Regions from separate parts of the Homo sapiens genome. Here region 1 is linked to region 2. A link is an interaction called in ENCODE POLR2A ChIA-PET data of the cell type or tissue named here. Cell type or tissue: Caco-2. All regions are shown on one strand. Links, peaks and the distances in the headings refer to the core of each region. The heading gives the core; the rest is flanking DNA.

Region 1 (15,637 bases), core at 3,388-11,387, 100 kb before region 2:
CCTGCACACACACACACCTGCACACATAAACACGTGCACACATAGACACGTCCACACGTTCTGTTATCCCAGCAGCATCTTCTTCCCCTCAGTCTGTCATTCTTCCTACAGCACACACCCTGCCAGCCCCCTGCCATCTCTTGCTTTCAGACGAGGCAGGTCCTGGAGGAAAATCAGCTGTCACTGCTCAGAGTCCTAGGTAGGGCGTCCCTCCCAGGATCCCTGTATCCAGGGGGCAGGTTGACTTTCGGGAGGGGGTGACTTCACCGCAGGAGCTTGGGGAGAGGAACCTTGTGAGGACCACAGGAGGCGAGGGATGTGGAGCCCCCAGCCCAGGGCCTGGTACCCAGCAGGCTCTCAGGGAAAGGCCTCCCCTTCCCTCTCCTCCTCCCCAGAGTCATTATCTCCAGCAGCCTCTGGAGTCAACCCATCCAAGCAAAAGTCATTCTGCTGCAGGCTGGCACCCCCGGGAGGGCTTGAAGAATGAACTGGCAAACGCGGACCTGGGAGGAAATTGCCCAGTGAGCAGGTTTACAGAGGCGAGGGCGTCTGGGCGCAGAGCGTGTGCGTGCTCGCGCGTGTGTGTGTGCTCACACATATGCACATGTGTGCATGCAGATACACACACTGCCCAGCCCCTCTGACTGTTCTGGCTCTGAGTCAGCCCCACATGGAAGGGATTTAATCACCCAGGGGCTGGATCGTTATTGTTTTAAAACAAACGAGTGATGACAGCAATGAACAGAGGGTTTTTAAAAGCGCGATTCAAAGGGCTCTTGAAAGCTGCTGGAGAATATGAATGCGCCTTTGAAGTAAGAATGTGCCCATTTGTTAAGCTGAGAGCAGAGCTGGCTGCTGCCAGCCGGGCGGCGGGCAGTGGGTCCTTTTCCTTGGCAAATGGGTGCCCATCAGCCTCTCCATCCTCCCTAGCACCTGGCCAGAGGTGGCCTAAGACCCTGGAGGCACAAGTGCCCCTGGAAGGGACCAGCAGTGGTAGTCACACCTCCAAGTCCACACTCAGAAAGAAGCATCTTCTCAACTGTTTTTAAGACGCTGCGTTCACCTGACGCTTGTTAAGAGCAATGGAAAGATGTGCATGAATGAGCAGGGAGAGATGCATGATTGAAACATTAGCAAGCCGGGCATGGTGGCTCAGGCGTCTAATCCCAGCAGTTTGGGAGGCTGAGGCAGGCAGATCATTTGAGGTCAGGAGTTCAAGACCAGCCTGGCCAGCATGGTGAAACCCCATCTCTACTAAAAATACAAAAGTTAGCTGGTGGTGCACGCCTGTGATCTCAGCTACTCAGGAGGCTGAGGTGGAGGGATCACCTGCGCCCCAGAGGTCGAGGCTGCGGTGAGCCAACATTATGCTACTGCACTGCAGCCTAGGCAACCGACCGAGACCCTGTCTCCAAAACAAAATGAAACATCAGCAGTCAGACAGACGTAGAGGGAGCAGTCGAAGGCAGCCTCTGGGCAGCAGCTGCCCTCTGAGCCACCCTGAGGCCACCCTCAGGTTTGCCCCTCTGGTGGTCCCCACAGTGAGGGTTAGTAGCAGCCAGGGTGGGAGTTCAAGGAAAAGCCTCCCAACCTGCCGCAGGTTATATATTAATAAGATTGAGCCCTCAGGCCTGTGGGGTGCAAGGTTTGGGGGTGCTGTGCAGCAGGGCCAGCTGACTTGGGCCCCACATGTATATGATGGCTTCTGTTAAGTTGTGAATCTCTACCTGAACCCAGTGAGGCCTGGAAACAAGGGCTGAACCTGACCAAAGACCAGGATGTCCAGTACTGGGCAGATCTGATGGTGAGAGGATAGACCTGGGTCCTGGGCTCTGGGCCTTCCTTATGCTCCAGCCTGGGGTGCAGGAGAAGGCCCGCTGCACCCAGCCACAGCCAGCTACCACCTGGGTCCACTCCCTTCCAGCTGCAAACTGCCCCCTCCCTAGCCCCTTCCTCTTCTTCGGTTGGTTTGTTCCATTTCTCTTTTACTTTTTCTTTCTTTCCTTCTTTTTTTTTTTTTTTTTTTTGTAGAGATGGAGTCTTGCTCTGTTGCTCAGGCTGGAGTGCAGTGGCACGATCTCGGCTCACTGCAACCTCCGCCTCCTGAGTTTAAGCGATTCTCCTGCCTCAGCCTCCCAAGTAGCTAGGACAACAGGTGCCTGCCACCATGCCCAGCTAATTTCTTTTGTATTTTCGTAGAGATGGGATTTCACCATATTGCCCAGGCACCGTGTTACTCCTGATCTCAGGCAATCCACCTGCCTCAGCCTCCCAACTTTCCTTCTTTTTTTTTTTTTTTTTTGGTGAAGAGGGGGTCTCACCATGTCGCCCAATCTGGTATTGAACTCCTGGCCTCAAGCGATCCTCCCACCTCGGCCTCCCAAAGCACTGGGCTTACAGGCATGAGCCACCATGGCCAGCCTGGTTTGTTCCATTTCTTAAGCCAAAAGAAGGCTGTCTGGTGTTTTCCACCTTCCAGGCTCACAGGGTAAAGTTAGCTGTCTGACCAAGATGGGCCTGGGGCATCAGCCAGCACTGAGGGTGGTGGAGCCCCTTCCCTGGAGGGGACACCGTACTTTAGGGTTCAGGAAGGAAATGAACATTGGCAGAACATGTACTCTGGGCCGGGCACAGAGCCAGCATTTTCACCATCACTATTTCCTTCCATCCTTAGACGTGAAGGTAGCTATTTCTTTTCCTGTGTCCACTGATAGAGAAATAGAGACTCAGATAAAGGAACGCTTGTCCACCGCACGCCGCTGGGAAGCGGTGGAGTGAACGTAGACAAGTCCGTAGATGACAGACCCCCCACCACTGGCCTGAAGGTCGGGGTGCCCAGGGCCTACCCTGACAGCAGCAGCCTGCACAGCTTTAATTACATCCCACCCCTCTGGGCACAGTGTGGTCACTGGAAGGTGCATGGAGTTGGGCTGGCAAGCCTGGACTCCTCCCCGCCGGCTGCTGCCTCAAGCCCGTGGCACATAGTAGGTGCTCACTAGGTGAGCTGTTGAGTGGTGCTTTCTAGAACCCACTCCCTCGAATCTGTCAAATGCAAGGCTCATTGGCACAAGCTCTGGGCATCTGCAGGTTCTTCCCTGATATCTGTCCTCTCCTCCCACCCGGGTTTTGGCTTCACGGAGGGAGGTGTGGGCTCAAGTGCTCCAGCTCTGAAGCTGTCTGTGGGGCTGAGCACCTCCCGCCCAGTTGTGTGACCTTGGGCAGGTTTCTAACCCCTCGAGGCCTTGGTGTCCCCTCTCCAAAATGTAGATTGTAATCCTGTCTAGTCATGAGGTTGCTGTGAAGATTAGACGAGCATATGGTAGAGCCCCTAGAACAGCCCGGAACAGAGCAGGTGCTGTCATCTTTGTGGATATTGTTACCAGATGCTGGCTCCTGCCGCCCGGCCCCACCCTATCCACAAAAAGGCAGGTATCTCCTTGACGGATTAGAGCCCCTCCCCTTCCCTCCGTCTCTCCCATTGTTCCATCAGTTCCCTTGTGTACACTCATGTCCACCCTCTCCCACACTGGCCAGAAGGGCAGAGGCCCCATTTCCATCCAGATCAGCCAGCTGAGCAGTCTTGTGAAGTCTGGGGCGAAATTCACGGTCTCTGTCGAGAGAACCGTGGCGGGGCAGGGAGGTCTGCGAGGCTGAGTCAGCTCAGAGGATAAGGGTGACTGCAGAGAGGGGGAAGCAGCTGTTCTGCTCTTCACCCATCATCTGGGCAACCAGGCGGCCAGCCTAGAGTGAACGGGGAGGTAGAGGCAGGCTGGCTCCAGGACCCAGGATGGAAGAAACAGGCAGCTGGTGGCCATGGGGCCCTGCTGGATGGACTCTGTGATTGACACTTTGAGGGCTTCCCCCAGCCTTGGGGAGCAGGACTCAGGAGACCCTTTACCCCCTACAGTTGTCAATCTGCCTCCCTATTCTCCTTGTGACATTGATATTCCCTTTGGCTGGGCCACAGAAAGTGCCCCTCTTGCCTCCTGCCCTGGAGGGGGAACCCATGAGCAGAGTGGATGGAGTGGATGTGTATGCTGAGAGGGAAGTGACAGAAGATGCTGGAGTGTGGGCTGGCAGCAGGGCAATAGCCCAGCGTGGTCTGGGGAGGAAGGAGGCAGGGCTCTGGTTGGCAGATGTCGGTGACTCCCGCTGAAGACCAAGCCTTGGAGTCAGACTGACCCAGGTTCAAGTCCCTCCCAGCCACGGGACCTTGGGCAAATTACCTGGCTGCACCTGCTCCATCTGCCTAAGGGCCTTAGGATACTAAACGCACCAGGTCACATAGGTGAGCAAGTGATCACTGGTGGCTTTGTCTCCCTGTTTCTGCAGATGATGTGTCCCCGTATTTCAAGACAGAGCCTGTGCGGACACAGGTGCACTTGGAAGGAAACCGCCTGGTGCTTACATGCATGGCCGAGGGCAGCTGGCCACTGGAGTTCAAGTGGCTCCACAACAACAGGGAGCTGACCAAGTTCTCCCTGGAATACAGGTAAACTGCCCCTCCCCGCCCTTCCTCCTGGCTGCCAGGACCACTGCCCTGCTTTGAAGAGGGCATGGTGAGGAGGGGGTTTGTGTGACAGTGTGGGGCTCAGGGCTCCTAGAGCCTGGAGTTCTGGAAGTGAGTGGCAAAGGCAGCCCTGCCCCAAGGTGAGATGGCTCCACCCTACTGATCCCTGCAGAGGATGGCTGGGTTGTGGACCAGGGGCCAGCGCTGCCTGGACAGGATGGTCTGTACCACAGTGCATAGGAGCAGAGGTGGTGTTGGGCACAGGGACTCACTAACAGCAGCTGTGGCTGTGGCTGTGACTGTGGCCCCCTGCTCACTCTCTCGAACACTGCCATCTCCAGGGGACTCTTGTTGTGGGGCCTGGGTCCAATGGAGGGGTGGGCTCTGCAGCAACCTGGGATCAGTGAAGGAGGGGACATCTTCTATCTATGGGAAATTCAGGTGGGACACAGAGATGGCCCTCTCAGGGCCTCTTGAGCTTATCTTCACTTCCTATCTGTGCCCGTGCCATGGAGCTCTTGGGCCTGACTGGCCTTTCCCTGCCGGGACATTGCCAGGTGGGGAGAAGGAAGAGCAGGGAAAGAGAATAGGGTCTCAGCAAGGGTGGATCTGCTGCCAGCAGGGAAGCAGCCCCTCACCCAGGCCACCCTGGCCTCCAGCCTTTCCTCGCAGCCACAGACTGGGGCAGGCACTCCCTCCTTTCTGCTCTTATCCTCCCACCTCCGCCTGTTTTATTGGCTCCAACCCTGTGGCTGGTGATTAATCCCAGGGCCTGATGTGCATAATCGGTTTTGTTGGGGAAACAAGATTGTCTTGCCCTGGGGATGTTGACACAAATCTGCTGCCAGGGACAGGTATGCAAATAAGAGGAGGGGGTATCATTGCTTGATCTGTCCTTCTGGAGAACCAGCCTTTCCTTTAGGGAGTGCGGAGGCCAGAGTTTGGAGTGACTCCCCACCCCAGTCTTTCTGCCTTAACCCTGGACTGCATGGGCTGGTGTAGTGTGGCCACATTGGCAAAAGAAAGCCCAGGACAGGGCACCCCCTCCCCTCCTGCAGAGGGGAGAGCTGGATGAGCAAGCAAGAGGTCCTGCAGGGCTGGCCACTCTGGGCCTCCGGTTCTCCAGGAAGCCCACAAGGAGATCAGAAAGCTCTCCCTGAGCAGCCCCTTCTGTGGTTTTCAGTTGGGGGCCAGAGCCTCTCCTGGCCACCACCTGGCACACCCAGGAAGTTGTGACCGTCTCTGTGAAGGGCCCCTGCATCATCTTAGACTTTGGACACGCTCAAGTGGGTGACCAAGAGCATGGGATGGCATACCACACGTGCAAGTAGTGCCGGGCCTAGCCTGCCCCTGACTTCTTCCGGCTGGGAGCCGGAGGCAGGATCCAGGAGGAGGGGAGGAGGAGAGTTGGTTCCTTATCTGGTTCAGAGCTGCTCTTCTGGGGCCCTGGCACTGCTAGGATGCAAGGGCGGGTGGTACACAGAAGCAGGTTCCAGCTCAGTGGAAGGACCATGTGGAATGGCCTGCCTTTGAAAACAGTCAGCCCTTGTCCCTGCAGGCATTCAGGGAGTGGACAGGGTCCAGCTATTGGTGGTGATGATGATGATGATGAGGTCCAGCTATTGATGATGATGAGGTCCAGCTATTGACGATGATGAGGTCCAGCTATTGATGCTGATGAGGTCCAGCTATTGACGATGATGAGGTCCAGCTATTGATGATGATGATGATGAGGTCCAGCTATTGACGATGATGAGGTCCAGCTATTGATGATGATGATGATGAGGTCCAGCTATTGATGATGATGAGGTCCAGCTATTGACGATGATGAGGTCCAGCTATTGATGATGATGATGATGAGGTCCAGCTATTGACGATGATGAGGTCCAGCTATTGACGATGATGAGGTCCAGCTATTGAGGATGATGATGATGATGATGACAATAACAATGATGATAGCAATCATAGACAATGAAAAAGAATTTCTTATATGGCAGACATTGTGATGTCCCTCTGCGATTATCTCATTTAATCCTGCCCACAATCCTATGAGTAGTTTCAGTTATTTCCCCCCATTTTACAGATAAACACACTGAAGCTCAGAGAAGTTAAAGACATCACCTAAAGTCAGATGGTTGAGTTGGGCTTCAAAAATAAGTTGTCTGACAGCAGAGTGGGAATTTGTTACCATCCACCACACTGCCTCTCATTGAAGAAGGATTGCTGCAATTGCTTCCTTAATGTGTATCCTAAGCAATCTTTCGGCTAACTGCTCTGCAAATTCTAGAAAACAAAGCAATCGGGAGAATGCAGATACTCCATTTTATAGCTATGTTGGGTGGAAGTTATTCAAGGGAAATAGATGAGCGCGCACTTGGGAAACTCATTCCTTTACCTCCTCGCCCCTAAGAGTGTTGGATCTGGTGGCCTGGGGGCAACGGTGTGCCTGAATGCAGGTCCAATCAGGATTTTCCTTCAATTAAAAACTTGCTGTGCCCCTGAGGCAAGGTCTGCACTCCTTAGAAGGGCCTTAGAACTCTTCCTGATCTGCTCCTGCTGGCATAGTCTCACCTCCTGCCACCCCCGCTAGACCATCAAGGGTCTCAGGACAGTTCCCTGCAAATTCCCTCTTCTCGGACTTTGTCCAAACTGTCCTATCCCCTCCACGGGAATATTTCCCCTTTTGAAAACTTTTTTTTCTCCTGCAGGGCCCAGCTCAAATTCCTTCTCTTTTAGAAAACCTTTCCTGATAATGCATGTATTCTTTTTTTTTTTTTTTTTTTTTTTTGAGACAGAGTCTTGCTCTGTCCCCCAGGCTGGAGTGCAGTGGCACAATCTCGGCTCACAGCAAGCTCTGCCTCCCCGGTTCACGCCATTCTCCTGCCTCAGCCTCCCAAGTAGCTGGGACTACAGGCGCCCGACACCATGCCCAGCTAATTTTTCGTATTTTTTTTTTAGTAGAAACGGGGTTTCACCGTGTTAGCCAGGATGGTCTCGATCTGCTGACCTCGTGATCTGCCCATCTCAGCCTCCCAAAGTGCTGGAATTACAGGCGTGAGCCACCGCGCCTAGCCAATAATGCATGTATTCTTAATTTCTCTCTCTCTCTCTCTTTCCCTCTCTCTTTCTTTCCCTCTCTCTCTCTCTCTCTTTCACACACACACACACACACACACACACACTTTCTCTCTCTCTCTCTCTCTCACACACACACACACACACACACGCACGCACTGCTCCATCTCCTCTGTCCTTTGTGACTGTCCAGAAAGTATGGCCTTACATATCCCCTGACACCTTTTTTGCCTTCTCATTATTTACAGAGGAGACCACAAGTGCACCACAGAACCGAAGTCAGAGCTTCCAGAACCTTGGCAGTTCCTGGAACCTCAGGACTTAGACCAAGAGCTTGATATTGCCAGGCCCTCTTTCCTCCAAGTCGCTCAGCTGTGCCCACCTCTGGGTTCATACTTCATGAGTCATGAGTGACACTGAGAAGTTCAGGGCTCACAAGCTATAGCTGCCTGATTTCTGAGTAGAAAGAACTTTTCTGGAAGTTTCACTTAGAAAGTCCCAGGGAAGGATTCTGATTGGCCCAGCTCAGACCATCCCTGACCAGTCGTGGTGGGCAACAGCATGGAGCACCCTGATTGGCCAGGCCTGCATCATGTGCCTACTCCAGGGCTTGAGACATCAGGATTGGCAGCCCTCACACTACAGCCACGTGGTAGGGAAGAAGGGTGAAAGTTGTTAACATAAGAAGGGAAAAGAGTGGTGGTTAGATGGAAGCCACCTGTGTCCCTGGCTCATAGCAGGTGCTTCTTTCTTCTCTCTTTTAATTTTGATTTTTTTCAAATCTTAGTAAAATCGTTAGTACTGTAAACACCTGCATACATGTACCATCACAATTGCTAACATTTTGCTCATTTGTGCTCTCTTACTGTCTCCCTACACACGTATAAACATGCACGTTTTCTGCTGAACTATTCAAGGATTTGCTGTAGACATCATGTCACTTCATTCATAAATAATATTTCCTAAGAGCAAGGCATTTACCCGCAGAACCATGCACGACACAATTTTCACAGTTGGGAAATTTAACAATGATACAATACTGCAATCTAAAAAGCAGCCTATATTCAAGTTTCTCCATTTGTTCGGATGGACGTACCTTTATCCCAGTGTCCTTCATGGCCATGGTTGTTGTTCTTCTTCAACGCCGGACCTAATCGGGGATCACGTGTGACCTTTAATTGCCATGAGTCTTGATACACCTTAAATCTAGAACTATTCCTTATTGTTTCTTTCCTACCTTTCATGGCTTTGGCACTTCTGAGAGTCCAGCCGGCTTTGCAGAATTTCCCTCAATGTGGGTTTGTCCAGTTATATCCTCATGATTAAACTCATGTTAAGCCTTTTGGGAAGCATATTTGTAGGTATGTGTCTTTGATGCTTCACACTGGAAGGTGCCTGATGACAATTTGCCCCGTTATTGGTGATGTTAGGTTTGATGAACTGGTCAAGGTGATATCCACCAGATTTCTCCATTGTCAAAAGGTTGAAGTATCTTCTTCCCTTCGTTATTGATGAGTGGACTATAGAGGGATAACTTGGGACTATGTGAATAATCTCCTTCCCACGACTCTCCCACCCAGTGGTTTAGTATCCATTGAAGAGTCTTACCCGAATCAGTTATTACTATGGTGGTTGGGATAAGGAGATTTTCTTGTATTCCTTTTACTTAGGTGGCATTCTTTTGTAAACAGCTTTCCTTTCTGACCCCCTTTAAAGTAATTTAGCATCAGTATAAACTCATGCATTATGGTTTTTATTCAATGTGCTTTAATCCACGCATGACATTGTTCATTTCCATACTCATCTTAACCTAAATTTGGCCAGTGGAGCTCCTTCAAGCTGGAGCATGGGTCCTTTGAATATATCCCCATTAGATTCTGAACATTTCCTTGTTTTGGGCTCAAAAAATGTTCCAGGTTCACCTTTTAAATAAATGCATACTGAAAAGTGCATTCCATAGGAGACTGTCCAGCTTCATAGCCCACGGCTCTCCAACCACTGCTGGATACTGAGGACTTCCCTGTCTTTTACAAACCCCAGGCTCTGAGTAAGATGATAATATCCAATTTTCAGGCAGGAAAATGGCTAAATTTACTCAGCAAGTTGAGAGAAAATAAGATTAGAAGTGCTGCCATAAATTTATGTTTCCAAAGGGAGGAAAGTTTATATTCATGTCCAGTCTCTGAAAGTCTTTATTCTTGGGTTCTGTAGCCAAATGGGTCTGGTGTGTGTGTGTGTGTGTGTGTGTGTGTGTGTGTGTATGTGCACTACACAAAGGCAAGCCTGTGCACCCTTCTGAGTATGTGTGATTGTGGCATAAATATGTGGGTCCACATCCATCATTGGGGTCAGAGTGAAAAGAGCATAGACGTTGAAGTCAGGCCTGCATGAATATGACCCTGTCCCTGCTAGCTCTGTCACCTTAGGCAGAAGTGGTTAGCCACCCTGAATTTGTTTTCACTTCTTGGAATCAGGCGCAGTAATGCCTGCATCAGAGAATTATTGTAAGGAATACCTGGGATTCTACAGGTCAAGCCCACCCTGGTGCAAAAGATGTGACATGAATGGTACCTGTTAGGATTATTCAAGGTGTCTGTCTCGACAAGATCCTGGAACAGATCTGATAACAAACCCCCTAGAAAATCACGTGTGTAGGTAGCTTGTCTCCTCTGAGTGGCCACCTGGGGCTCTGTACACCTGTGCAGAACTCCTCTTAGGCAAGAGCTGTGAGAACCCTTTGTTGGTGACAAATCATTATCCATTTCGAAACCAGCCTTGAATTCCCAGTTTGAGAAATGAGGTGGCTCTAAGAGCTGGGAGCACAGCAAGGAAACAAAGCAAAATCTGACTTTAAAGAAATGAGATCCTTTCTCTCATGTGAGCAGGAGGATACTGCATGGGAGACCCTCCTCAAGGTGTGGACACTGGCCCCACGGCCTGCCTCTCCCCTGGAACAGGCACGCAGCTTCCCAGAGTGATTCCTGGGGCATGTGCTGGGGACAGGTGGTGGGGGGGAGGAAGAACACAAAACTTATTTGGATATACAGAGTCTAATGTATGGAGTCTAATGTGTCTGCTAAAATATGTGTGTGTGTGTGTGTGCATGCACATGCATGTATGTGTTTGTGTGTGTATGATTCCCACACAGCCTTGTGTGCAGGTTAACAGTTAGTCACGAGCCTGTCTGAGTACAGCAGGAAGGTGTGTGTGCAACTCACATAAAAGCCCTAGAGGTCAGGCCCTCTAGTGTTAGTGCTGGAGCCTCTCTCATCTGACCGCTCTCAGCTCCCTCTTCTCCAGGAGCCATCTCCCAGGTTGAATCCTTTCAGCTTAAGTTTACATCCACTTCATCAGCAAGGGCAGCATGGCTGGAGACAACCCCCCTGGCTGGAGAAATGACAGGACAGGGGATGGAGATGGAGGAGGACAGAGGGAGGATGGATGGAGGATGGAGGAGATGGAGGGAGGATGGATGGAGGATGGAGGAGAATGGAGGGAGGATAGACAGAGGATGGAGAACTGAGGGAGGATGGAAAGAGGATGGAGGAGAACGGAGGGAGGATGGACAGAGGCTAGAGGAAGGATGGATGGAGGATGGAGGAGAATGGAGGGAGGATGGACAGAGGATGGAGGAGACGGAAGGAGGATGGAGGAGAATGGAGGGAGGATGGATGGAGGAGATGGAGTGAGGAGGGATGGAGGAGAATAGAGGGAAGATGGAGAGAGGATGGAGGAGATAGAAGGAGGATGGACAGAGGATGGAGGAGAACAGAGGGAGGATGGAGAAGGATGAAGGAGAACTGAGGGGGGATGGATGGAGGATGAAGGAGAACAGAAGGAAGATGGACAAAGGATGGAGGATAATGGAGGGAGGATGGATGGAGGATGGAGGAGATGGAGGGAGGATGGATGGAGGATGATGGATAATGGAAGGAGGATGGACAAAGGATGGAGGAGAATGGAGGGAGGATGGAGAAGGATGGAGGAGAATGGAGGGAGGATGGAGGAGATGGAGGGAGGATGGAGGAGGATGGAGAAGGATGGAGGAGATGGAAGGAGGATGGAGAAGGATGGAGGAGATGGAAGGAGGATGGACGGAGGATGGTGGAGAAGGGAGGGAGGATGGAGGAGATGGAGGGAGGATGGATGGAGGATGGAGGAGAATGGAGGGAGGATGGACAGAGAATGGAGGAGAGTGGAGGGAGGATGGATGGAGGATGGAGGAGAATGGAGGGAGGATGGACGGAGGATGGAGGAGAATGGAGGGAGGATGGATGAAGGATGGACCCTGCCACTCATCCTTGGGTCTGTGCCCTGGCAACGTCATCAACCAGATGATTTTGTCCCACCTTGGTAACACCTTCTGGCATAATTATTCTCACACTTAAAATCGAATAGAAGAAAAAAGAAAAGATGAGCAAGGCGATCACTCAAACACACACACACACACACACACACACACACACACACACACACACACACACAGATTCCCATGCATAATTGGGCATGCACGGATTAATGTTTATGGAGGCTCATGGGTGCCAAGTCCTTTACTGCCGTCATCTCACAACAGGTGAATCTCATTACCTTCATTCTGCAAATGAAGAACCTGAAGTTCAGAGAGGGTCAGAAACTTGCCTGGGATTATCCAGAGAGTGAGCGGCAGATCTGGGAGCACTGTTGGACCTGAGTGTGCTGCCCTCTCTGCAAAGGCACACATGGTTTCCCATTGGGCTCCTTCTGTCCCTGCCCCACATCACTGTGTGTCATTCTTCTGCCCCGGGGGCCATGAAGGCAGGACCCCCTTCCGAGAGGCAAGCGTGAGGGTGTGAGACCAGCTGAGGCCGAGTCCCACCCCTGGCCCATGTGGAGAAGAGCAGATGTGTGCAGGGGAGGCCCAGGAGAGCCAGGTGGGCATCTGGCCGGCCCCAGGCTGGGTCCCCAGCCCCCATGCCATGCTGAGGTCCTTGTGGCAGAGCTGTGGTGTCTGTGAACTGCATGGGCTTGGCAGCTGGGAGAAGAAAGTATATCTGAGGCAGAGAAGCCCTGCACATGTGACGGCCCCAGCAAGGGACACAAAAGCAGGGGACGCACGCGGAGCCACTGGCAGCCTTTGAAACTCCTCAGATAAGAAGATGAAGAGAAATTCCCCAGGCCAGCGGCTTTATCTCTGGCTTCTCTGGCCCTCTTTCTGGCCTCCCCTTAGAAGAGAGAGCAGGCAGCAGAGATGGGGAGGCAGAGGCCAGTGGGCCTTCCCAGAGGGCACGGGAGCACAGGCATGGCACAGGGTAAGTGCCAGGAACCGAGCCAAGCTCTTACGGGCAGCAGTTCTGGAAGACTAGTGCAATTATTATCTCTGCTTCCTAACTAGAATTCACAGCTCAGAGAGGTTCGGCAACCTACCCAAGGTCACACAGCCAGTACACGGAGTCAGGTTTCACCCAGGATCTTCAGGACCCCAAGCCTGCGTCCCTCCCCTGCTCTGTGCTGCCTGGCTGAGCTTGTCCTTCCCCCGGGCAGTGGCACTTTCTAAGCCACTGCAGAAGGAGAAATAGTACCTTAACTCTTATTAACAAACACTCCAAACGATCACCTACCTCATGCCAGGCCCCACACTGCGACTTTTACTTCGGTTCTTCTGAATCCCTTAACATCAGCAACTCCTATAAGGAGAGGCGTCTTGATACATGAGGAACACAAAGGCTCAGGTTTCATTTCTTGTCCAAGATCTGAAATCATAAAGTTAAGACAAGTGCCAGGCCTTCTGCTTCCAAGCCTGGTGAAGGAACAGCAGGAGATGCCAGCATTTGTTCATTCATCAGGCAAGGACTGGGGGCCTTCTGCCTGCCCGGCACAGAGCTAGGCAAGGAGGACAATCGGAAAGGCAGTGCCAGCCCCGCCTGCCCTGCCACCTTTGGAAATGTTTGTTCTCACTGGAGCTAGAGGTGCTCACAGGACTCTAAGTACCATGGCTGAGGAGCAACAGCAGGGGACTGAGGCCAAGTGAGCGTGGGAGTTTCAGGAAGAGGCAGAAAGAGGCGAACAGGAGCTGGAGGAGTTTGGAGCAGCACCTGGGAGACACAGAACTTGAGTAGTGTGGACAAACCGTGAGAGAAGGAGGTGCTCGTGTCAGGAGACGCCAGCATCCCTGGGTTACTACAATGGGTGCCGGTTGTGACCAGATACCGGCTGCTGGTGATATGGTCCTAAATAAGACAGGAAGATCCTGGCCCCCATGTGTAGAAGCAGAACTAAATAATAGTGCAAGTGTGGGTGGATCCAGTTTTGATGCGTGCTTTCAAGGGAAAGTAAGGTCAAACAGATTCCACTGGGGAAGTTGGGACCCAGAGAATGAGTGGAGGTAGCCAGGGCAGGGGGATGCCAAAGGAATGGTCCCTGCGGCTCCATCCAAGGACCTTGTGTCTGGAGGATCTGAAAGAAGGTCCACGTGGCCAAGGAGGACACTGGGGCGAGATCAAGTAGGGGCGTTTAGCTCTCTTAGGGACTTGCATTTTCTGCCAAAAGCTATGTGGAGCCCTCGAATGGTTTTTCCCAGGGAATGGACATGATCAGATGCTCATGTTTCAAATCTTTGCTCAGGAAGCTGGGTGAGAAGCGGGTGGAAGAGAGCAGAGAGGAGGTGTGGGTCCATTGTGCTGCGAGGGGCGGCTGGGCCATCTTGGTGGGAGCGGATGGGTCTGAGATGCATTGAGGAGGGATAACTGGTGGGACGTGAGGCTCTGCTGGCCATGCAGGAGAGGGAGGAAGATGGGCATTGAGGTGGTTGAGGAAGGAATCCCAGGCGGAGAAGGAGCTTTCTGGGAAGACACTGTACTCAGTTTTGGATGCTGGATCGGGATGTCCAACAGGCAACTAGAAGAAAAGTCTGAAGATATTAATTTAGGACTCACTGGTGTTGACATGGCAGGATGAGAGAATGAACATAGCATCAGAGGAAAGGGCTCTGTGGTCCCACCAGGCCATATATAAGGGAGTTGGAAACCAGCCTGGCAGAACAAAACCTAGAGGCTGGATGGGAGAGGGGAAGCCTGGAGATTGCAGTGTCTTGGGAGGAAAGAGGGTGTGTTCTTGGTTTAGGAAGGACCAACTGTGTCAACCGCTGCTGGATTCCAAAATCATGAGCTCAGGCTGGGCGCAGTGGCTCACGCCTATAATCCCAGCACTTTGGGAGGCCAAGGTGGGTGGATCACCTGACGTCAGGAGCTTGAGACCAGCCTGGCCAATATGGTGAAACCCCCGTCTCTACTAAAAATACAAAAGTTAGCCAGGTGTGGTGGCTCGTGCCTGTAAGGCCAGCTACTTGGGAAGCTGAGGCAGGAGAATTACTTGAACCTGGGAGGCAGAGTTTACAGTGAGCCAAGATCACACCACTGCATTCCTACCTAGGCGACAAAGCGAGACCCCATCTCAAAACATAAATAAAAACAAATAAATAAATCGTCAGCTCAATTTAGGGACATAGAAGTCTGGTGACCTTCAGGAGGGGGAGGATGGGGCAAGTTGAGGAGTTAGAGAGGGATGAGCAAGTCGGGGCAGGGAGTGGAGGGGGAATCCTCACAGGCAAGTAGGAATCAAGAATTGGAGACTGGAAGGGGCATGACAGGTTGAGCCAGTTGCCCTAGGAAGTGGGAGACATGGCTGACCCAAGATGGCAGAGGTAGGACCTGGAACGCCAGGAAGAATCTTCTCGGATATATCCAGCAGGCAGTGGACAGTCTCGAAAGGATTTTGGTCGAGGGAGTACAAGACCCTGTATCACCGGGTCCTGTCCATCTGTCCAGCCTCCTCTCTCACTAACTCCCTTCGCTAATGGGCAGAACGCATCGTGCACCCGTGGTCTCTGCTCTTTCATGCCCTCGTGCCCATGCCCACCTCTGTCCTCCACCTCTACCGTCCTCGCACGCCTCTGCTACCTGGCAAACCGTTGTTTATCTTCCCAGATCCAGCCCCAGCATCCCACCTTGTGATGTCCAGTCCTGCCCCTGACTCACTGTGTGCCTTTGAGCAAACTGCCTAATCCCTGCCTCGGTT
Region 2 (15,637 bases), core at 6,399-14,398:
ACCTCCACCTCCCATGTTCAAGCAATTCTCTTGCCTCAGCCTCCCGAGTAGCTGGGACTGTAGGCATGTGCCACCATGTCTGGCTAATTTTTTTGTATTTTCAATAGAGATGGGGTTTCACCATGTTGGCCAGGCTGGTCTCAGACTCCCAACCTCAAGTAATTCGACTGCCTCGGCCTCCCAGAGTGCTGGGATTACTGGCATGAGCCACCGCGCCTGGCCTAAATGTCCTCTTCTTATAGGGACCTCAGTCACATTGGATTAGGGCCCACACTAATGACCTCATTTAACTACCTCTTTAACAATTCTGTCTCCAAATACAGTCACATTCTGGGGTGCTAGGGGTTAGAATTTAAACATACAGATTTTGCAGACACAACTCAGCCCATAACAGATAATAATAGTAATAATAGCAGTAGACCAGGCATGGTGGCTCATGCCTGTAATCCTTGTACTTTGGGAGTCTGAGGTGGGTGGATTACCTGAGGTTGGGAGTTCAAGACCAGCCTGGCCAACATGGTGAAATCCCATCTCTACTAAAAATATATATATATACACACATATATATATACACACACACACATATATATATGTATATGTATATGTTCCAGGATATATGTATATATGTATATGTGTATATGCATATACATATATGTATATGTGTGTATGTGCATATACATATATGTGTATATACATATATACGTATATATACATATACACATACACATATATACGTATACATATATACGTATACATATATACGTATATATACATATACATATATACGTATATATACATATACGTATATACATATATATACGTATATATACATATACGTATATCTACATATATATGTGTGTATATATATACGTAGATATATATATACGTATATATATATATACACAAACACACAAAAATTAACTGGGCATGGTGGCGCATGCCTGTAGTCCCAGCTACTCGGGAGACTGAGGCAGGGGAATTGCTTGAACCTGGAAGGCGGAAGTTGCAGTGAGCTGAGATTCTGCCACTACACTCCAGCGAGACTCTGACCAAAAAAAAAAAAAAAATAGCAGTAATAATAGTAGTAGTAGTACATTTGCTCTCCTTCCAACTGAGCTAAAGGTCAGGACTTCTCAGTCCTCCCATCCTGGAACACAGACCTCAGAGCCCAGGCCCGGTTCTCTCGTGTCATTCCATGTGGGCCCCGTGCCTGTCCTCCCCACGGAGGACTAAAGACAGAGCACAGCATGGGGGATCCACACTATGTTTTAAAGGGGTAGGACCTGCCCCCAGCAACGTGGGGCAGACGGAAGGATGCCGTCCACTCCCTCCAGATGTGGGAGGGGAGGCAGAGCATTTGAGGGGAGGCCAGCTGTGAAGCGGAGAGCACTGCAGGCCCTGAGCTTCAGTCCAGGGAACGCATGACCTCGAGGTGACCACTGACACATCCCGAAGGTTCCTGCACCCCTCTGCACTGTGCTTGCCACAACTAAGATTAATTCTAGGACTCGCTGCCTTAGCGGTTCTTCCTCCAAAGTGGGGGAGGCTGGACAAGAAGGGACTGGGATGAAATAATGAAGAGGAGTTTCTGCTAGTGTTGCAAGCAAACAAAGGAGGGATGGTCCAGAACTGGAAATGACCCAGCTTCACTCCGGCCTTGGCCCTCTCAATCCCAGGAAGGCAGTGAACCCAAGGTCGAGCAGAGCTTTGCAGGGCAGGGAGCAGCAGCTGAATTCTTGGAGCACTCGCTGCCGGAAAACTCTCCTAATTGGGACCCTGGGGGGAGGCAGAGGAAGGAAGGGGAGGCCGGCATTGCTGAAGAGCAGAGGAGCTGAACTGGGAACAATTAGCTTCTTGCTACCAATTCTAAGCACAAGTTTTATTCTACATATGGGAGGGCTGAGCTACAAACTTTTAAGGCAAACAGCTCCCCCGAGGGCCAGGAAGGCCAGCCCATGGCCAGGACAATTAGGGCAGTGGCCCATGGTGACCCAGAGCAAGAGGAGGTGGCAGAGGCCACTGAATTCCCAGGTCCAGTCAGTGCCCAGCCCCCAGTAGCTACTCGATAAAGGTCAGCAGGAGTGAATTGCCCAGACGTTTTGAGCACAGAAACTGGTGGAGGAGTAAGGAGACCTCACACTTACAGGGCCCTTTCTCTGGGCCAGGCAGTACACTAAATGCTTCGCTCACATTTATCTTTCATGCAAGCAGCACAGGGACTCTAAGAAGCAGCATTATCGGCCGGGGGTGGTGGCTCATGCCTGGAATCCTAGCACTTTGGGAGGTCGAGGCAGGAGATCACTTGAGGTCGAGAGTTTGAAAACAGCCTGGCCAATATGGTGAAACCTTGTCTCTACTGAAAATACAAAAATTAGCCAGGTGTGGTGACACACATCTCTAATCCCAGCTACAGACATAGGAGGCCGAGGCAGGAGAATCGCTTGAACCCAGGAGGCGGACATTGCAGTGAGCTGAGATCACGCCACTTCGCTCCAGTCAGGGAGACAGAGCTAGACTCTGTCTCAAAACAAACAAACAAACAAAAACAAAAAGGAATATTACCATCACACCATTTTACAGAGAAAGAAACTGAGGCACCAGAGGGAAGTTACTTGTTCAAGGTCAAACACAGTGTCAAGGTCATGCAAAGCTCAGATTCAAACCAGAGCCTTCACTTTTCCTTACATTAAAAAGAAATGTCAGGCTGGGCACCGTGGCTCACGCCTGGAATCGCAACACTTTGGGAGGCCAAGACAGGGGGATCTCTTGAGCCCAGGAGTTTGAGACCAGCCTGGGCAATATGGCAAGACTCCATCTTTACACACACAAAAAAGTTAGTCAGGTGTGGTGTTGAGTGCCTGTGATCACAGCTACTCAGGAGGCTAAGACAGGGAGGATTGTTTGAGACCACGATTCAAGGCTACAGTGAGCTGAAATCACGTCACTGCACTCCAGCCCGAGTGACAGAGTGAGACCCTGTGTCAAAAAAAGAAAGAGAGAGACAGAGACAGACAGACAGACACAGAGAGAGAGAGAGAATGTATTATTTTTAATTGTAGATAACATTTTCAATACCAATGAATAAAAGCAGCAGAGATTTTTTTCCTCTGCTTCTTTAGCCTTCAGCATATCACAAGGAGAAAAAAGCAGTGTTTGTCCCTTGTATACCTCCAATAAGAATGAGCATTTTTCCCCTTTTGTGTTTTTTTTTTCTTCCTTTTTTTTGAGATGGAGTTTTGCTCTTATTGCCCGGGCTAGAATGCAATGGCGCAATCTCAGCTCACCGCAACCTCTGCCTCCCGGGTTCAAGCGATTCTTGTGCCTCAGCCTCCCAAGTAGCTGGGATTACAGGGGCATGTGCCACCATGCTCAGCTAATTTTTTTTTTTTAAGACAGAGTCTTGCTCGGTCACCCAGGTTGGATCTCGGCTCACTGCAACCTCCGCCTCCTGGGCTCAAGTGATTCTCCTACCTCAGCCTCCCGAGTAGCTGGAACTACAGGCATATGCCACCATGCCCGGCTCATTTTTGTATTTTTAGTAGACATGGGGTTTCACCACATTGACCAGGCTGGCCTCAAACTCCTGACCTCAAATGATCCACCCACCTTGGCCTCCCAAAGTGCTGGCATTATAGGCGTGAGCCACCACACCCGGCTGCCCCCTTTTAATTGTGAAAATTTTCAAACATCCACCCAAGTAGAGGAAAGACTGCAGTGAACACCTGTATCCCCATTCCCAGCTTTAACAATGCCCAACTCCCAGCCAGGTATGTTCCATCTCTGCCCCAACCCTCTGCCTTTCCCTTGGAACATTTTGAAGCAAATTCCAGGCATTGTATCAGTTCATCCATGAATGTTTCTGGAAAGAAACAGTATAGATGAGATCTCTATTTAAAATAAAACCACAGTAACTGCATTATCATTATGATAGCTAAAAATATCAGCAGGCCCTGTAATATCATCAGATATCCAGTCAGCCTTCAAATTCTCTTGATTGCCGCATAATCTGTTACTCGTGGTTTTATTTGCTTCAGGATCTAAATGAAGTTCACACAATTGCAGTCAGTTGAGGGGTTTTTTTTAGGTCTCAGTCGATCTATAGATTCTTTCTCTCTCTCTCTTTCTCTCTCCCTTTCTCTTTCTTGTAATTTATTTGGGAAGAAACTTAGTCATTTGTCCAACAGAATTTTCCACAGTCTGGATTTCGCTGATTGCATCCCTGTGGGGTCATTCAATGCATTCCTCCAAACAATATAGTTACAATGAATTGTAACTTAAAGCTAGAGGCTAATCTGATTCAGGTTTGATTTTTTGTTATTTGAAATATTTTACTTCGGGGTGTGATGGCTCACGCCTGTAATCCCAACACTTTGGGAGGCCAAGGCAGGTGGATCACGAGGTCAGGAGATCGAGACCATCCTGGCTAACACGGTGAAACCCCGTCTCTACTAAAAATATTAAAAAAAAAAAAATAGCCAGGCGCAGTGGCAGGCACCTGTAGTCCCAGCTACTCGGGAGGCTGAGGCAGGAGAAAGGCGTGAACCCGGGAGGCAGAGGTTGCCGTGAGCTGAGATCGCACCACTGCACTCCAGCCTGGGTGACAGAGCGAGACTCCATCTCAAAAAAAAAAAAAAAAATTAGCCAGGTGTAGTGGTACATGCCTCTAATCTCAGCTACTCGGGAGGCTGAGGCAGAAGAATTGCTTGAATTCTTGAGGCAGGGGTTGCAGTGAGCAGAGATCACACCATTGTACTCCAGTCTAGGCGACAGAGCCAGACTCTGTCTCAAAAGAAAAAAAAAAAAAAAAAGGAAATATTTTACTTCCTAGATGGTGTTATGTATTTTGATCAGAAAGCACAAAGTCCGGCTGTCTCTCTTACTGTGAAGTCAACCACTGACAGTCATCTATGAGCTATCATTTCAATAAGGGTTATAATATGGGGATAGGCAAATATTATCATTTCTTCTTGACTTAGTAGCTGAAATGCTTTCAAAAACAAGAATTTTCCCTTTATCAACTTTTTGGTTACCTGAAGTTTCAGTTTATCTAGGAAAAGCAGGGTAAGCATTTAATTATTTTTCCTTACTTACCAAATTTTTCGTATAATGAATTGGTTCTGGCCGGGCATGGTGTATCACACCTGTAATCCCAACACTTTGGGAGGATGAGGCAGAGGCTTGCTTGAGGCCAGGAGTTCAAGACCAGCCTAGGCAATATAGTGAGACTCCCCCGCCCCCGCTATCTCTATTTCTAAAAAACAGAAAAAATAAAGACTAAATTGATTCCTTATTGTCTTATCAGGTAACAGATGAGCTTGGGTTGGAGGGGGACGTCTTTCTGTTTTGTTTTGGGTTTGGTAGTATTATTAGATAACCAAGGATTTTTTTTGTTTTGTTTTTTGTTTTACAAATCTGACATGTTTCAATCCATTACCATTATTATGCTTCTTAAATGGTACTGGGTGCTGCCAGTTCAGTGGTACAAATGGACCCATCATTGGCCTCTTCGACTTGATGGTGAGCCCTCTTGACGTGGCCCCAGTAGTCTCTGATAGCTTCCTTGCAATTTGGTATGACAAGATGTTCCAGACTATTATATATACATTCCCCTCACTGTGCCAGGCATCGGCCATTTCTTTAAGGGGCTCTTGTTGCTTTCAGTGAGAAATGATAGTTAGATACCACAGTTTTAGCACTTGCATTGCATTTATTCCAGAAATGGTTGTTGTTTCTAGGCCCTGTTAATGGCTAGCTAAACAATATTTTTTAAGATACTATAGATACTCACACTTTCAATTCCATTTCATGATGACAGACTCTTTAATAATCTCATTGGTCTTTTGTCCATACTGAAAATCCAGTTCCTACAATACCAGCATTTTACCCACCTACGTTATTCCCACAAACACACACAACAGTTTCAGAATAGTCATATCCACACTATGATTACTGAACGTAGTTTCCAATTATTGCCATTCTTCTTGTTCCTGAGGTATATCCCTCTAGGGATGGACTTCGCACTGCATTGCTAAGTCTTTTGAAGTCATTTCTCTCTGTAATTTTACCACAGCTCAATACTCTATTAGTTCATTTGCTTCATTGTGGTTTTGATTTTTAGGGATTGATTTTTTAATTTAATTTTATTCTATAATTACGTTGAATATTTACATAATAAAGTCAAATCCACAAAGCAAATTCAGAGAAAATCAGCTTCAATCCTTGTCCTCTCACTCCCCTATAGGTCTGATTGCTTTCTGTTTTCTTGGTTTGGTTTTTTCTTCCATTTTTTTAATATAAACAAGTACAGGCCAGGCGCGGTGGCTCACGCCTGTAATTCCAACACTTTGGAAGGCCGAGGCGGGCAGATCATTTGAGATCAGGAGTTCAAGACCACCATGGCCAACATAGTGAAATCCCATCTCCATTAAAAATACAAAAAAAAAAATTAGCTGGGCGTGATGGCAGGTGCCTATAATCCCAGCTATTCAGGAGGCTGAGGCAAGAGAATCGTTTGAACTGGGGAGGCAGAGATTGCAGTGAGCGGAGATCTCGCCACTGCACCCTAGCCTAGGCAACAGAGCGAGACTCCATCTCAAAAAAAAAAAAAAAGAGTGTAGTAGGCCCTTCTTAGCCATGGATTCCACATCTGTGGATTCAGCCAATCTCATAAGGTTCTGAAAATATTCAGACAAAAATGCATCTATATTAAACATGCACAGAGTTTTTTGTCATTATTCCCCCAAACAATACAGTATAACAACTATTTACATAGCATTTATATTGTGTTATGTATTACAATAATCTAAAGGTGATTTAAGATATATAAGAGGAGGGGCCGGGCACGGTGGCTCATGCCTGTAATCCCAGCACTTTGGGAGGCCAAGGCAGGCGGATCACGAGGTCAGGAAATCGAGACCATCCTGGCTAACACAGTGAAACCCCGTTTCTACTAAAAATGCAAAAAAAAAATTAGCCGGGCGTGGTGGCAGGCGCCTGTAGTCCCAGCAACTCGGGAGGCTGAGGCAGGAGAATGGCGTGAACCCGAGAGGCGGAGCTTGCAGTGAGCGGAGATCGCGCCACTGCACTCCAGCCTGGGCGACAGAGCGAGACTCTGTCTCAAAAAAAAAAAAAAGATATATAAGAGGAGGTGTGTAGGTTACATGCAAATACTACACCTTTTTATATCAGGTACTTGAGCAGCTGTGGCTTTTGGTATCTGCGGGCGGTCCTGGAACCAATCCCACATGAATACCAATGATTTGCTGTACATGCATACATAAATGTGTATGCTCTCCTTCTCAGATAAGTGACAATGTACTTTCCACATTCTCGATCTTTATATATATATATATATATATATATATATATATATATATATATATATATATGGTTTTTTGTTTGTTTTTTTTTTTTTTTGAGAAGGAGTTTTGTTCTTTTGCCCAGGCTGGAGTGCAGTGTCGCAATCTTGGCTCGCTGCAACCTCTGCCTTCCAGTTTCAAGCAATTCTCCTGCCTCGGCCTCCAGAGTAGCTGGGATTACAGGCGCCAGCCACCATGTGCGGCTAATTTTTGTATTTTTAGTAGAGACGGGGTTTCACATGTTAGCCAAGCTGGTCTCGAACTCCTGACCTCGTGATTCACCCACATTGGCCTCCCCAATTGCTGGGATTACAGGCGTAAGCCACCATGCCCAGCCTAACTTTTATTTTCTAACTTTAGTAGCTAGATGCCATATACATCATCCTACACCTTCAACCCTGTAGAGTACTGCCTCCACCAGGGACAGGAGACATTTCACCTGCTCCTCCCTGAAACCCAGCAAGGCAGCTGTTTCTATCCCCTAGAATAGCCTGAGGCTCAGAGTGGTCAAGTGACTTTCCGTGAGTCCCACAGTAAGTGACAGAGCTGGGTTCAGGTTCAAGTGTGCCAGCTGCAAGGCTGCCCTCCCCCAACACCCTCCATCAGCAGCACTGCTGCTCAGTTACAAGGCTTGCCTCCCTGGGCCTCTGCTCTCTAAGGGGGAATTTCATATCCCAGGAACTCAGGTCTAATGCTCGTTCCCCAGAACACACCCGAGCCTTCTCAGGGGAGCCCCGTCTACTTAGAACCTGAGACTAAGGACCTAGTATGGTAAATCAACACTGAAACTGACTAACAAGGAGAAGGCACAGAGATGTCCTAAAGAACACTCATCTCAGCAGCTCTGTGTACCTTTGAGAGACAGAGGTCATCATGAAAGGTCTCAGGGTCCACAAACTGAGCCAGCTCTTAGTAGGTCCATGTGCAAGCTCCTTAACCTTCCTGAACCTCAGTTTCCTTTTCTGTAATAGCATAGGACAATGATTTCCATCTGCTCCTCATCGTGATGATTAAATAAGGCCAGGCACACGGTAAGAGTTCAACAGGTGGAAGCCCTGTTGTGTGTTGAGCTGAGCACTGAAGTTCCATCCCACGGCTGCCCAGAGCCCAATCCCTTTAGGGCAATGAAGGACACAAAAGGCAATTTTACTGTCTCTCTCCCTGGACCTGAGGCAGGGAGGCCTCCTATCCCCAAGCCTCCTCCTCTCCACGTGCAACTGGAGAAGGACAAGTGGCTCACATCCCAGAGTAAATATTTTGAAACAGCCACAGGAACCCATGACCCTGCTGCCATCTTGGATCCAGGCGTCAAGCTGTAGGATAATGAAGTCAAGAGCGTGACTCCACAAACCACACTGCCATTACCCTGTGCACTTCCTCTGGGTCATTTTTGTGGGTAAGGCCCAGTGATATTGTTTTAAGGCACATGTAAAGACACCCTTTTTCCTTTATTTAAAAAAAATGGTAGAGCTTATAATTGGCCTAAGCCCAGGAAGATAATATTTACCCAGATTTTATACTTGCTGGGGAACACACCACACAATTAATTCTAACAGCATAATTAATTTGAATGTACATTAATTAAATTAAATTAAAACATTAAACTTGTTTCTTAATCTACTCCAAAGAAGTTCGGCAACATAATTGCTATGAAACAAGATAATCGAAATACGGAGGATATTTAACACACTTATTAAATGCCACTTAGTATTTCTGTTTAGTATTTTGAGGGTCTAATTAGTGTCTAATTAACTTGCTATAGGCTATCTTTTCACAATACCAATTAAATTTCAAAACATCCTTTATAAATACACAGCCATGAAAAGGAGAAGATTAAGCATTGTTATAGGCATGAGTTAACCGGGAGACATTGGCGTGGTATTGTTTTATATCTATAAATACCCGTGCTTATTAAAACTCATCAAGTGTTGCTTTTCACCATTAATTGCTATTTAATCAACTTCAAATAAATGAGGAAATCTCTGAAACCAGCTGTCATTATTGGAGACAGATGAAGGGCCTAGAAACAGGAGCGTGAGGTGAGAGCAGGAGGCGAGACAGGCGGGAGGGGGCGGGGGCCAGGTGTGATCTGCAGAGGGGAGATGAGCAAGAACTTGAGGGATTTCCAGATGGGACTTTCTTGCCGATGCCCCGCCTCTACTTGATATTTAAGATGGAAATCCCAACTTAGAAGGAGTGTAAGAGGATAATAGTTACCCACAAACTGAAGTTCCCAGCTCTGTAGGAAGTAACCCTTGGAGAGCTCCAAAGACGAAGCTGCCCCAGCTCACATGGGGCAAGATGTAGGAGCTCAGGGCTTGGAATCCCAGAACCAGCTTCCCCCTACCTGTGTGAGCCTCTTTGAGCCTCAGTTTCCTCATCTGTAAAATACAGGGTTGGGCTGGGCACAGCGGCTCATGCCTGTAATCCCAGCACTTTGGGAGGCCGAGGCGGGCGGATCACTTGAGATCAGGAGTTCGAGACCAGCCTGGCCAACATGGTGAAACCCCCATCTCTACTAAAAATACAAAAATTAGCCGGGCATGGTGGTGCATGTCTGTAATCCCATCTACTCTGGAGGCTGAGACAGGAGAATCACTTGAACCCGGGAGGCAGAGGTTGCAGTGAGCCTAGATCTTGCCACTGTACTGCAGCCTGGGCGACAAAGTAAGACTCTGTCTCAAAAAATAAAAATAAATAAATAAATAATAAAATAAAATACAGGGCTGGGCCGAGCATAGTGGCTTACACCTATAATCCCAGCACTTTGGGAGGCTGAGGTGGGAGGACTGCTTTAGCCCAGGAGGTTGAGGCTGCAGTGAGCTGTGATCATGCCGCTGTACTCCAGCCTGGACAGCATAGTGAGACCCCATCTCAAAAAAGGAATACAGGGCCGGCTTCATGGGTGTGCCACCTGTGCAGTCGTCCAGGGCCCCACGTTTGGAAGGACCCCACACTTAGTTAAATGCTCTGATGCTATCATCTTAAAATTCTTAGTCGTTTTTGAACAAGGGCTAAATTTTTCATTTTGCACTGAGCCTGCAAATTATGCAGCTGTTCCTGGTGAAATGCCTCCCTCCTGGGTCTCTGTGAGAATTGAGTACGAGGCGATTCCTGGGAAGCACCCAGCACGGTGCTTTGCATAAAGTCAGTGGCTCAAGAAGTGGAGAAGCGCCCCAAAGTGAACCCCAGTACCCCGCAGGTTCCCTGCACTGCCTGTCCCTTCCCTCGGAGGAGGCACCACAGGGACTCCGGTCCCCGGACACCATCTGTTGATTGGCCCAGCCTGTGGGAGAGGGCTTGGCCTCCTCTGGAACCTTCCTGCTGCCCTGTGTGACTTGCTCGCCTCTCCGCAGCTGATCGCCTGGGAGCCGGAACAGGAAGAGGAGGTTACCATGGTGACCGCCCGGCCTAACTTTCAAGACAGCATCCACGTGGGCTTCGTGTCTGGCCTGAAGAAGTTCACCGAGTACTTCACCTCAGTGCTGTGTTTCACCACCCCCGGGGACGGGCCACGCAGCACCCCGCAGCTGGTGCGCACCCATGAGGATGGTAGGCACCCCCCAGCCCTGCTCTTTCTGCCCCCCCCCGCCCAAGGCCAGGCTGGGCGCCCCAGGCAGAAGGGTGGCCCAGGCTTGTCTCCCAGGCTGAGATACCCCCAGATTACCACAGGCTATCTCACAGATGGTGGTCTCTCTCTGGCTCTAACTGGCCTTGGGGGGTGGGGGTTCCTTTTGGGGTGCAGTGCCTGGGCCCGTGGGACACCTGAGCTTCAGTGAGATCCTGGACACATCGCTGAAGGTCAGCTGGCAAGAGCCGGGAGAGAAAAATGGCATCCTCACAGGTAGGCACTGCAGTGTTTCTGAACCAGAGGGCAGGACAGGGCTGGGAAAGGTCAGAGCTGGTCCATCCCCTGCCTTTGAGCTACTTTTCACCCAAACTCTTGAAGCCAACCCATGCTTTCTTAGAAACCACTCACAGGAGGCTCTTGGCACCTCCACTTCATAACACATCCCAGAGTCTGCAGCCCCACACCTTCTGCCACAGATCTCAGTGGCTGCCATGATGACTCACTATGTCCCCTGCAATTCCCTAAAGTGCTGGCATCCCACTGAGGCGACACCTGAGACCCAGGGCATGATGCCAACAGCTCCCACCTCCCTTGGCCCCATTGCTCCCAGCGTGGATCTAATTGCCAGCCTAGTGGAGAAGTGAGAAGTGGAGTAGTGGGTCAGGCCAACTTGTGATCACAGCCAAGCTCATGCCAACACGGCGGCTCTCCCCAGGGTACCGGATCTCCTGGGAGGAGTACAATCGAACCAACACCCGTGTGACCCACTACCTGCCCAACGTGACCCTGGAGTACCGTGTCACGGGCCTCACCGCGCTCACCACCTACACCATCGAGGTGGCCGCCATGACCTCAAAGGGCCAGGGCCAAGTGTCCGCCTCCACCATCTCCTCTGGGGTGCCCCCAGGTAAGTGCCCACTCTCAAGGCAGGACTCTTTGAGTTCTCCTGAGCAGCGTCCCATTCAAGAGGCCCCTTGTCGGCTGGGCGTGGTGGCTCATGCCTGTAGTCCCAGCACCTTGGGAGGCTGAGGCAGGCGTATCACTTGAGGTCAGGAGTTCGAGACCAGCCTGGCCAACGTGGTAAAACCCTACTAAAAATACAAAAATTAGCCAGCTGTGGTGGTGCATGCTTGTGATCCCAGTTAGTTGGGAGGCTGAGGATGGAAGATCGCTTGAACCCAGGAGGTAGAGGTTGCAGCGAGCCGAGATCACACCACTGCACTCCAGTCTGGGTGACAGGGCCACATCGCGTCTCAAAAAAAAAAATAAAAAGAGGCCCCTTGTCTTTCAGGAATACCAGCGTTCTTCCCACAGGCTCTCCCCTTCCCTTGTGCTGTGTGGGTCTGGGTCCCCTCAGAGCAGGCGGAATCCCTGGGATCCCAGGTCTCTGGACAGGGGCTCCCCTGGCTCCCTGCTGCATCCTCCCACAGCTCTCAGAAAAGCAGAGGCCCCCTGCCTTGTCTCATTTCCCCACCAGTCCCTCCCTTCACCCATTTCTCACCAGATTCCACACCAGGCAATGGTATCTGTGATTCAGGGGAAAATTTCCCACTGTCGCCCAGAGGGTCCACCTTGGATTCCAGCGTGTGGAAGGGTTGGTTGGGAGGTGGCAGAGCACGGTGGGGCTACTCCTAGGCCTGGCACAGAGAGCAAGCCGAGGTCCACTCTCAGCTCTGCTTCTGCCAAGCCCTACAACCTTGAGCAAGTTCTGTGTCCCCTCTGTGCCTCAGTTTCCCCATCTGTATATATGGGAAGTTGGACCAGATAACCATGTGGTCCCATCCAGATCAGTCAGGCAGTGCTTGTTTGACCTGCCAGCATCCCTCCACCTGCTGCGTAGATGGCTGGGCTGCCTGAGTCTCAGCCAAAGCCCAGTGATAATTACAGCCATGCTGGCAAATAGGTATGTAGTGTTCACGGGGCATGGTGCTGGGAGCTTTGCTCACGTTGACTCATTTAATCCTCACAACAACCCTGAGGGAGGTGTTGCTATTATCCTCTTCATTACCAAGGAGGACATGGAGGCACAGAGAGTTGGATAACTTGTGCAAAGACACACAGCCTGTAAGTAGTGGAGTTAGATTTAAACTCATTCTGACTCCAGAATCTGTGTTCTTTCTGTTGTTCCTGAGCTCCAAGAGCCCCAGGATTCCTGGCCAGAAAATAAGCTTCCCCCTGTCCCCACCCATCCTCTCACCTTCCTGAGCTGTAATTAGGCGTAGGAGGTGTGCAGGGGTCTGGGCGGATGGAAGGGAGGATCGGTCCCGTTTGGTTTCTTTCTCAGCACAGCTTGGTTTTAATGCAGCTTTTAGCTGCCTTATGATTACCTCACTCACATCCAGAACTGCCAGGAAGAAGGCGGCATCCCGGCCCCTGTTTCCTGGCCCTGAGAGCCTCCTCTCAGCCCTAGGAGATCCCCTTTGACCCCCAACTCTGTCTCAGCCTCCTGGCATGAACATGGTTCTCCGTAAGACACAGGAACAAAGACTGTGGGTGGAGTGGGGCCGTGGCTGTGCTTCTCCTCAGACATTTCCAGGAAAAGCGTGACACACAGCCCCCTCCATGCCCAACAGTCCCGTTCAACATGGGGGGCCATTCTCACCGGATCTCCTTCCCCACCCTGTTCTCCTTTTCCAGAACTCCCAGGGCCCCCCACCAACCTGGGCATTTCCAACATCGGCCCCCGCTCTGTGACCTTGCAGTTCAGGCCAGGCTACGATGGGAAAACCTCCATCTCCCGCTGGCTGGTGGAAGCCCAGGTAGGGCAGGCCTGGGGCCTGACCAGCAGCCCCCGCCAGGGCACCCCGTGCCCTTGAGTGCAAAATCTTATGTGTATTTCGGCCTGTGTGAATTTTCATGTGCAGCTCTCAATGGCCCATTATACTCCAAATGCTCACACTTGCCAATGTTGTCTCCAACTCCCCCTGCCCCTCACCTGTGTACATGGAAAAACACACACACACTACAGTCCCCTCCTGGGTCGGGGGGTGCCTAGAAAAATACCCAGTTGCTGGAATATAAAAATATCCGCCTTGGCTGTACCCTGGAATCATCAGGGGAGCGTTCAGAAGCGCCAACACCTGTGCCCCTACCCCAGAAACTCTGATTCTGATTTAGCTGATTTGAGGGGCAGCCTGGGTCTCTGGAAGTACCCGGGGTGTTCAAGAGAATCACCTGGGCTGCTTGTTAAAAGCACAGATTCCTGGGCAGCACTCGAGGGATTCTGTAAGTAGTGGAGTTAGATTTAAACTCATTCTGACTCCAGAATCCAGGAATATATTGATCACAAGCATCCTGAGAGATTCTAAGGCAGGAGGGTTGAGTCACACTTGCAGTCATGTTTAGGGGCCTGGAAAGATGGTAGCCCCATATGGTGCCCTCCAGATGAGCCCTGGGTTCTGAACCAACTTCTTCCCTGGCAGGGCTTGTACTGGGGCTCGGAGCACCCCGTGTGGGCCCTGTAGGCTGGACAGGCCTAAGATCCTGCCCTTTTCCAGGTAGGCGTGGTTGGGGAGGGAGAGGAGTGGTTGCTGATCCACCAGCTCTCCAATGAGCCCGATGCCCGCTCCATGGAGGTGCCCGACCTCAACCCCTTCACCTGCTACAGGTAATGAGACTGGCCCGGGGAGAAGGCAGCAGCCTCAGGGCTGGGGGTGGGTGGGGGCTATGGCCCAGACCAGGACAGGGTTGAGAGTTGGGTGAGCTGCCCTTACCATCTTGCTCATCTCTCCCCAACCCCAGCTTCCGCATGCGCCAGGTGAACATCGTGGGCACCAGCCCCCCCAGTCAGCCTTCTAGAAAGATCCAGACCCTGCAGGCACCCCCTGACATGGCCCCAGCCAATGTGTCTCTGCGCACAGCCAGTGAGACCAGCCTGTGGCTGCGCTGGATGGTAAGGCTCCCTCGAGGGCAGGGGTGGGACCTCTCCATGAGCTTCTGGTCATTGCCTCCTAGAAGGTGCACATCAGAATTCCTACAGCTCCTTTCTCCTCTCTTTCTGTTTTCTGATGAGATGCCTGATAATCAACATCTTAGCCCAACGAACAAATGCCCCCCCGCCCGCCGATGAGAGGAAGGAGCTCAAAAATACTGTTTACTGAGCATCGCCAAGTGGCAAGCATTTTAAATTTTCATCCCATTTGATTCTCCCAATAATCTTACAAAGGATACATGATCATCCCAATTTACAGCTAAGAAAACTGAGGCTCAGAGAGGTTAAGAACTTGCCCACAGCCACACAGCTCCCAAGCGGCGGGTCTGGGGTTCAAGTGCCACTGTGGCATTCAGAGAGTGTCCCCAGATCCGGGCTGTGTGTTGAGGGTCCTGACCGTGGGCCATCCTGCACGAGGTAGTGACAGTAACACACCGAGGCTTCCTCTCCTACCAGGCGCTGTTCTGACAACAAGCCTGTGACAGCAGAGTGATCCTGGTCCCCCTTTTGCAGATGAGGAAACCGGGGCAGAAGAGAGGTCAGATCACTCGCCCAAGTTCTCCCGTATCCTCCCACGTGCTTTCATGAACAGCAGGGCTGAGGTCCCAACCCGGGGAATCTTTACCCGCAAGTCCACAGCCCTAACCATCGGGCACACTGCCGTCTCATCCTCTGGAGAACAGGCCACTTCTCCCCACCAGGCCCTCTGGAACATCGTTTCCCAGCACGTGTCCCACAGAGCAGCAATCCCAGGAGGCGTGTGGAGCAAACAAGAAT

Evidence for each region. ChIA-PET counts read pairs that join two places held together with the same protein. Peaks named below come from ENCODE experiments on the same cell type or tissue, not always from the same donor. Only the 100,000 strongest peaks of a DNase experiment are listed, where the experiment ranks them.
Region 1: POLR2A ChIA-PET joins it to region 2 with 15 read pairs; 2 of 35 experiments call an interaction of 5 or more read pairs at or near these places.

What each region holds. Positions count from the first base shown.
Region 1 is chr17:73,496,293-73,511,929 of GRCh38, reverse strand. SDK2 (sidekick cell adhesion molecule 2) reads left to right here. Exons shown (of 45, transcript NM_001144952.2): 2 at 4,333-4,492. Among named protein-coding and RNA genes, the nearest start is that of SDK2-AS1, 9.6 kb to the left of the region's middle. RefSeq lists enhancers at 167-1,036, 3,387-4,324, 5,262-6,199. In Caco-2, for the core only: no CTCF peak of the experiment used is centred there; no DNase peak of the experiment used is centred there.
Region 2 is chr17:73,397,219-73,412,855 of GRCh38, reverse strand. SDK2 (sidekick cell adhesion molecule 2) reads left to right here. Exons shown (of 45, transcript NM_001144952.2): 19 at 10,715-10,910; 20 at 11,104-11,202; 21 at 11,645-11,836; 22 at 13,567-13,688; 23 at 14,427-14,536; 24 at 14,671-14,821. Among named protein-coding and RNA genes, the nearest start is that of CDC42EP4, 93 kb to the right of the region's middle. RefSeq lists enhancers at 11,162-11,665, 11,666-12,170. In Caco-2, for the core only: no CTCF peak of the experiment used is centred there; a DNase peak (open chromatin) is centred at 10,766.